2 separate regions of the Homo sapiens genome follow, and region 1 is linked to region 2. A link is a loop called in an ENCODE intact Hi-C map of the cell type or tissue named here. Cell type or tissue: prostate gland. All regions are shown on one strand. Links, peaks and the distances in the headings refer to the core of each region. The heading gives the core; the rest is flanking DNA. Region 1 has its middle 110 kb from the start of RAD23B. Region 2 overlaps LINC01505 (long intergenic non-protein coding RNA 1505).

What was found. A loop is a pair of places that touch in the nucleus more often than their neighbours do. Peaks named below come from ENCODE experiments on the same cell type or tissue, not always from the same donor. Only the 100,000 strongest peaks of a DNase experiment are listed, where the experiment ranks them.
Region 1: a loop joins it to region 2, with 5 times the contacts of the local background. A loop is called at or near these places in 1 of 110 quality-filtered maps.

The regions. Positions count from the first base shown.
Region 1 is chr9:107,175,133-107,179,530 of GRCh38, reverse strand. No RefSeq gene overlaps it. Among named protein-coding and RNA genes, the nearest start is that of RAD23B, 110 kb to the left of the region's middle. In prostate gland, for the core only: no CTCF peak of the experiment used is centred there; no DNase peak of the experiment used is centred there.
Region 2 is chr9:106,668,773-106,673,170 of GRCh38, reverse strand. LINC01505 (long intergenic non-protein coding RNA 1505) reads right to left here. Exons shown (of 7, transcript NR_104145.1): 6 at 232-302. Among named protein-coding and RNA genes, the nearest start is that of LINC01505, 55 kb to the right of the region's middle. In prostate gland, for the core only: no CTCF peak of the experiment used is centred there; a DNase peak (open chromatin) is centred at 2,570.

The DNA of each region.
Region 1 (4,398 bases), core at 200-4,199, 510 kb before region 2:
CTAACAGTTTGGCTTCACACATCACCACTTGTCCATCTCAGACCCCACATTCTTGCCTCAATGCACTCATCCTGCTCCCTCTACAACCAGACCCTTGGACCTACATGTCCCTCCCTCTGTCTCTGTTGCCTTTCTGACCTCCTTGCCTTGGCTACCTCCTGCCAGGCCTTCAGAATTCAGCTCAGTGGTTGCTTCCATGACCCTGTTAATTTGGGGTGAGATGCTTCATCTGCTCTGTACCAGCAACGTGTGTTTACTGCTCTCAGAATAGGCACCAACCTGCTTGTCTCCCTCTCTGGGGGCTGAGCAACCTAAGTGCAGAAAAATGCTTATTCACCTTTACCTTCTTTCTTCACAGCACTTGGCGTAATGTAGGTGCCCGTACTGGGTTGAATAATGTCGCCCCAAACTTATGTCTATGCATAACCTCAGAATGTGACCTTATTTGAAAATAGGGTTTCGAAGATATAATTAGTTAAGATCATATTGAATTAGAACAGGCCCTAAATCCAATATGACTGATGTCCTTATTAGAAGACGAAAGGATGCAGAGGTGCAGACATACACAGGGAGAAAGCCATGTGATGTGATGGCAGAGAGGGAGATTAATGAGTCAAGGAACACGAAGGATTGCTGCACCCACCAGAAACCAGGAAGCCAGGAGAGAGGCAAGAAAGGATCCTTCCCTAGAGGTGTCAGAGGGAGCATGGCCCTTCTGACATCTTAATTTCAGACTTCTAGCCTCCAGAATAAGAAAATAAATTTCTGTTGTAAGCCACCGATTTTGTGGTACTTCATTTTGGTACTTTGTTATAGGAAACTAGTACAGTGCTCAACATATTTGGTTGACTCAGTGAATGATCCTACCCCTTTCCTACCTCTCCATAGCCATTGGGAAAGGCCTTTGTCAACTCTGGGCTAGAATGTTCTGGTAGCCTTCTGACTTGTCTCCCTGTGTTTATTAAATGGAACAGTGCCATAAGTTTATGACTCCAATGGATTCTGTGTTTGTTAGACTGATTATCAGCTAATTTTTTTCTCATGACTCAATGACAAGGTTAGCTGAATCGTGGTGCTGAAAAATGTCACCTCTGCCCTGAGTGAAGCTTTCATGCGAGGATCTACTGGGGCACCTAAAAGGACAATGATTCAGGATGTCATTGAGCTCACAGAGCAAGCCACATGCCTGTTTTTGCACCTGCTTTGCTAATAAATGAAAGTCTGTATCGCAGAATTCTATCTGACACCTGCTTTCATTACAACATGCAGAGACCTACGGCCCCAAGACCTCTTACATCTACATAGTGAATGACAAAATTGACTCAGGTCAGTTCTAACCAAGGAGGTCATGGAAAGAACTCCGGTTTCGGAACAAGACAAATTTGGGCTAAAATCCCAGCTCCACCACTGACTGCCTGAGTCACCTATGATGTTGCTTCACAGGGTGGTAACAATGATCTCTGCCCGCCTCCCCAGGTTATTGCTATAATTAAGTGAGATCAAGCATGTGAAAGGCTTCAGGTGCTGTAAATGCTTGCTGTTATTCAGTCAGTTGAACACAGTCACACAGCTAAGAGGGAAGGTGCTGTCCAGGGTCTCACCCTGGGGACGAGACTCCCCTGAAACAGAGGCAATGGCCTCTAATGAGGGAACTGAACATTAATTAGGAATCCAGGATATACGACTTTATGCATTTTCACATACATTTTTTTTTCCTTTTATTCCCATGAAAGCCTTTTACTTTAAAAAATTTTTATTCTCATTAAAAAATATAGGAAATGAGGCTCAAAGGCAGGGCACGGCTCCCTACAGCACTTGTGAGCAGTGATTCTCAACCTGGGCTGTGCATGAGGATCCCCTGGAGCTTTGAAAAATCCCCACACCCTGCCGCCTCTCTGACCAATGAAACCAGAACGTCTGATGCTGGGGCCCCGGCTTCAGAACTTCAAAAACCTCTTCAGGTGACTCCCAAATGCAGCCAAGTTTGAATATCTGTGCTCCAGAGTTCACAAATCACTTTCCCCCAGAGGAAGTGGTCTGACCGACCTTTACACCTCTATGAGGACAGCAGAGTAGATTTCATTGACCCCACTCTGATGATGGGAAAACCAAGCTCAGAGAAAATTCCAGAAAGGACTTGAACTAGAACCAGATTCCTTGATTCTTCTCCACTGCTCTATCCCTGTCCTGGGGGGAGGAGCTATGCCACATCACTGACCTCTATTTCCCTTTCAGTATCTGCACCGGAGCGAAGGCTGCCTTGGGTGTTTGGAACAGTTTACCTCTATCTAGCCATCATGGGGTTCTGATGACCCCATCCCCAGCCCCCATCACCTGGTCTCCCCCTGCCCTCCCCTGTAGTTCATGGGTTCTCCACAGCCCGGAGTAGAGGCCAGGGGGTTTTCCACACAGGCTTTTCAGATCCATTTCATTCCCGCCTGTTTTTCCATCTGCCTTGTCATAGGGTGTGTGGTGCAGGCTTGTCTCTGCCAAATGCTTTAGTGGCTCTGGAATGGAGAAAGCAGCAGAAGCCCAGAGTGTTTATGCCATGGGAAAAGCTGGGCTTTTCCACAGATCATCCTTCTCCCCCGCCCCCAGGTTCTCATGCCCTACATGATTCCCAGGGGGCCACCCAGCAATTAAGATACAGTTCTGGAGAGCAGAAGGCTCTGACAGCCCCACAAATCAGCCTCCATATCCCCACCCCCAACACACGCACATCCCAGTCCCTCCCAGAACAATGCTATCGAGTCATCTTGAGCAATGGCACCAGAAAATCCCAGTGTAATGAAAGAAAACAGAGGCCTGTCTTTCTGGCTGCTGGTGCGATTTCAATAGAAAGCCCTTCTTAAGCAGGAAGAAGCAATTCTTCTGCTATGTCCCTAACAAAAGCTGACCTCTTCCTTGGCGGCATTGGGTAGGCCCAGAATCAAGCTGGGGTTATTTCCCCACCATCGCCATAGTCATAGCAACAGCTTTGATTAATGCGGTGTCCCATTAGAGGGATAATGTCAGCCCTAATCAGAAACGCCTCAAGTATCTCTCTTTGCATTTTGGTAAATGGCGTAATCACATTACGGCTGGATGTGTCTGGGAGCTGATTGCTGTCGCACAAGTCTGCCTGATTTTCCAGGTTAAGGGGTGTCAGGGGGCCCGAGATGCAGCTAATTACTGTGCATTGTTAGGAGAGAGGACCAAGGCCACGGAGGCCGCCAGGAATGTTCCTGCCCTATCCTTCCTTCTAAGTCCATAGGAGCGCCCTGGGCTGATGGTCTGTTTGCAAGGATGCCTGCCTGAAGGAGATGGCTGAGAGTCAGAGAGGGGTGCTATATGCTGCTGTTAAGCATAAGGGAAGCAGAGGCATGGTTGAAAAGAACAGGCAGGTAGCTGAGCTGGGCTTGGCTGTTCCTGTCCCTTGTCCATCAAGCTCATGATGGACAGTCAGCCTCCGGTCATGCCACTGGGCTGGAAAACTGGCAGAAGGGGCCCCACTTGGGCCTGGAGATAGGAAACGGCAGGGGTGACATGCACTGCAAAGGCATGTAATGAGTGTGGACTTGACTTGTCATAATAGCATTTGGCTGTTGGCAGGTTCTGCTTTGTCTGTTGAAGCTTCCTACTTGAGGGTAGATTCTTACTGCACCCTGGGGAGACAGACTTCTCCTTCTCTCCCCTTTTACTAGCAGGGAAACCAAGGAAAGGAGAGGTGACATGTCTCATCCCTGTATTGATGCTAGGTTCCACTTCCCAAGAGACCCTTCCCACACGAAAAGCTTCCTCTCTTTGCCTTCCAGCCTAGCTGCTTTTGTTTCTGTAAATCCATAGGTGACAGTAACAATAAATCGTCACCACCTATACTGAAAGATTAAGAGGAGGACCTGAGGAAATATGCATTGAGCCCCCAGAGGCTATTTTTAGATGCTTCTGGGAGGTTTTAAAAAAGGACTCACACAGTTAACTATTTATGACTTTTTGAATGCAGGACAGAAATAGAAGGACAGCACTTAGCTTCTTCTCCAAAGCTGGGGAGTAAATTCCTCTCAGAGACCTGAAACCACTTTGGGGCCCTTAAATTTACTGTCTCTTGGATGGCATTTAATATCTAGCATAACTAATATCTAGTTTTTATTTCTGGCTACAGCAATAGTTGTTCTTTTCGGTGTTGAAAATTATCTCAAGAGTAGCTGAGGAAATTGAGTCACAGAGTGAGAATTATCTCAGAGTCACACGGCTGGTCTGTGGCCAAGCCCTGGTGGAAGCAAATCTCTTGCTATTTGGGCCAAAGTTCACTGCAGAGGGTTGAACTGAATGTCCCAGGGCAGGTTTGGGTGTGGAAAGTTCTTCAGGGGATACTCAATCCAACAAACGGACAAGACGCTATGGTATCATGAATCAACC
Region 2 (4,398 bases), core at 247-4,246:
CCACAACCAAGGAATTAGAAAGGCTTAACCTGCCAGAAAAAATCCTATGAATGATTTTACTAGAGGGAAAATAGTCAAACCCAAAGGTAGTTTGTAATGCAAGAGTATTAGGTAGAAAAATCAGTACAATTTCCATTTTACAGATGAAGAAAATTGAGAATTTGGAGAGACTGTTTAAGAATAGACAAATATTAATACAATAGTCAAGAAGTAGACACAGCCTTCGCTTACCACAGGTGTTTGTTGAGGAGAAGAGGGCTCATCAACTCTATTCTTGTTGTGTTCTGGGCTGGATGGCTGCACTGGGACAGTGGAAAGAAAACAAGATGTTGAGGGGAGGGAACGTGGTTATGTAGCTTGACAGAATAGTATCTGCAAATGGCTGACTCTACTAGTAAAGATCAATTGTGACATGCCCGTTATTGATAGCTAGGTTTTCATCCCTCAAAGTGGAGGATTCCAGCCCTCCCATTTTGTGTGATGATTGAATAGGGTTCCTGCCAGGTAAAGATTTTTTTACTTCCGTGTACTTCTATGTTTTCTTTCATGGAGGTGAAAAGAGAGGTTAGATAATCTTTACCTGTTTTATCTAACTTAATTATTGCAATTATAACTTTGAATGAGTTCCTTGGGGAGATTTGGTTTATGAATAATGACTATATTTTTAATACATTGCATTACTCCAAATAAAAAAAAATCAGCAAAATAAATGAACAAAATAAAATGAGATCACCAGAGGCTTTTTTTTTTTTTTTTGGTTGTCACTCTTCAAAGTCATGGATTTGATTGTATTTGTTTTCATAAACTAATGTATTCCTAGATGACAATATTCAATATGAACCTAGAAAGTCTGTAGTCTTCCAAATATGTGGGTTACCAACAAATAGGACAAAGCCAAAGCTGGTGGATTACTGCTACTAAGCCTAGAGTTTTATCATTAATCCTGACTTCCTCTCGCTATATCCATTTTCTCTGAAATATGGATCTATTACCATGACTTCAGTTATATTTTCTATGTAGATGACTACAGTATCCACATCTCCAGCCAGAACCTCTCTCAAGTTTCAGACTGGTAGAGATGGCCATCTATCTGCTATCTCCCATGGGATATTTCTTGAGTACTTGCAACTCAACTCAACTTTTATCTTCCTCTGTATTTCATCCCCTACTCCATCCCACCTCTAAATGCATTCCAACTGGATTCTCTTCTATCTTTGAAGTTTCTAGGAATGGCTCTATCATCCAACCAATCACCCAGCCAAACATGGGATTTATCTTTTCCTCCTTAACTTCCCTTTTGTCTCTTGTTTAATCAGCCATCAAATTTATTTGCTTTTATTTTCTAAGTATTACTGTGATTCCCCCCACCACCCCACCCCAATCTCTGTAATATCTGTGCTGGTTTATTTATCATCTCAGGCCTGGGCCAGGGCAACAACTTCTTCAATGGCCCCCCTGTTTCCAGTCTTGACTCTCTTCAATCTGTCTTTACTTTGCTACCAAAACTAATAATATTCTAATAAACAAATGTGGCCATGTCATTTCCTTTCTTGAGACTTTTCAATGATTTAACATGATGTGCTAGGAAGTCAGTAAATGTGTGTGTGTGTGTGTGTGTGTGTGTGTGTGTGTGTATAAAATGAATGAATGAGTATAAGATACTGACCACACTCCTTGGCTCACAAGGCCCTTTATAATATGTCTCTGCCTACATTTCTAGTCACACTTTCTATAATTTCTAACTCACTAATTTTTATACTAATAATTGTGTCACTTATCTGCACAGGCCTGGAAAGTTCTTCCTCGTTTTCTTCATTTGGATAACTTTTTTAAGCTTTTCGGGGCGCTCACTTTATGTGTCAATTTCTGTGTCTCATCCCTTCTAATTTATTTATTCTAACACATCTAATTATCCACACTATGCCAAAAACTGTTAGGCACTAGGAACAAAAATGGCAAAATGGCAAATTAGAGAGACAGACATGGAAACCAATAAATATTATTCATTGAAAGAAAGGTTATAATAGAAGAGGAATACAAGAAAATGATGAACAAGATGAAGAGAAAATAGAAGATTTTAATTATTCAAATCTACCTGTGGCACTTAGGAGCTGGGAGGAAAAGAATCTCAAGCAAATGAACCAATATGTGTAAAAACAAGGAGGTATGAAAGGGGCTGGATGGATGATGTTATGAGTTAAACCGTGCCCCTCCAACATTCATATGGTAGACTCCTAATCCCCAGCACCTCAGAATGTGACCTTATTTGAAGACAGGGTCCTAAAAGAGGCAATCAATTTAAAATGAAATTATTAGGGTAGACCCTCATCCAATGCGAACAGTGTTATTCTTAGAGAAACCAGTTCTTTTTGTTGAAAACTAATAGAAGACAAAGACAATTAAGCAATTGAGAGCTGAGTTTTAGTAAACTCACTCTGGTGGTTGGATAGAGGATAGATCAGAGGTAGGGAAGTGGAGAGGCTGGTTGAACACCATGAGGCTGTGGCAATCCTTCAGAAGAGAGAGGTGGAAAGCTTGGCCCAACGCAGTGGCAGGGTGTTTAGAGAAGATGAAGCAGATATGGAAAATATTTATGAAGGAAAATTGGCAGCAGTTGCTGACATGACTGGATGTGCAAGTGAATGGCACTGGCAAATTGCTTTCATTGCATTTATCCTTGTATTATGAGCAACTAACTGAGCCTATGCCCGAAAGTACAAAGAGAGAAGACACAAACCAAAGAAAAAACTGAGGTAGATAATGACAGATTTCCTCCCAATGTATCCTGAGCCTTGATTCAGACCTTGTGGCACAGTCCAGACAATTGTAAGTCCTAATCCTAATGGTTCAATATTAAAAAAACAGTGGGGACTTATTAAAAATTGGTTATGTATAAAGCCCACAAACAAATAAAAGGAAACTGTTAAAAGAAGTCACCAAGAGAATAATAATAGAAGAAACAAACAAAACATCAGTGGGCTTCCTTTCTTCTGCAGACTGCACAGAAACTGTGATAGGTTAATTTATGTGTCAACTTGACTGGACCATGGGATGCACAGACGTCTGCCCGAGCAATATTTCTGAGTGTATCTATCTGTGAGGGAGTTTCTACCAGAGTTTAGCATTTGAATTGGTGGACTGAGTGAAGTGGATTGCCCTCTCCAGTGTGACTGGGAATCATCCCATTCATTAAGGATCTGAATAGAACAAAAATGTAAAGGAAGGGAGGATTCACCCTCTCTGCCTGTCTGCTTGAACTGGAGCATCGATCTTCTCCCTGCCTTGGCGATCCTGTCTCAGGCCTTCAAACCCAGATGGGAATTTATACTATCATCTCTCCAGCTCTTAGGCCTTCAAATTACACCACCAACTTTCCTGGTTTTTCAGTTCACAGTAGGCAGATCATGGGACTACCTGGCCTATGTCATCAATGAATGTTTGCCAATACTTCGTAATCTTTCTCTCTCTCTCGCTACACACACACACACACACACACACACACACACACACACACACACACACACACAGATTCTCTTGGTTTTCTCTGAAGAACTCTAATACAAATACTCTTTCTTCATTCCTGCCTCCCTCCTTTCATTCCTCCTTTTCCTCTTTTCTCCCTTCAGCAAATAGTTACTGAGCTCGAACTTTATACTAGGTGCTACATTAAATGCTGGAGGTATGTAGATATAAAATAAACAGATAAAAAAGCAAAAATTTTTATAAGGACCTTATGATTTAGTGGACAAATGATGTGTAAACGAAGAATCATAATCTTATGTAGTAAGAGTTGTAGGCACCCAGAGCTGATTGACAATGCCTTGCTCTGCTTGAGAGAACTAGGAGAGATTTCTCAGAAGCTGTGATTCTTGAGCTGGATCTTGGAAAAGGTAAGGACAGGCTCAAAGGCTTGGGAGGATGTGGTATCTTCAGGGAAATGCAAACAGTTGTCTGACTACTGAATTAGGCCATCTCAGGGCAGACAGAAACCAAGTGAGAAGGTTGGAAGGGTGGTCTAGAGGCCTGATCTTGTAAGCCTGACATCTTTTCATTGAAATATTACCAGTTTGGTCCATGAAACAAAAAAAACTTTTGATTTCAGAAAACAGAAAGTATTTTCCAGACTCTCTTTTCTCAAACATGCAGGCTTCAAAAAATAATAAAAATAATAAGTTAAAGAAAAGAATCTAAACTCAGAGAGCTTCACTAGGGCAATAAATGCTTCACTTGGGTCCTACTGTGGTAAACTAAACAAACTTCTCCAAGGCTCTGGGCTTCAGCTTCTTTGTGAGACAGTGTTACATAGTGGAAAGGCTATAGAATTTGGATATAAGTCAGCACTCAATGACTTACTGGCCAAACCACCTAGGATTAGTTGCTTTGTTTCCCTGAGTCTCC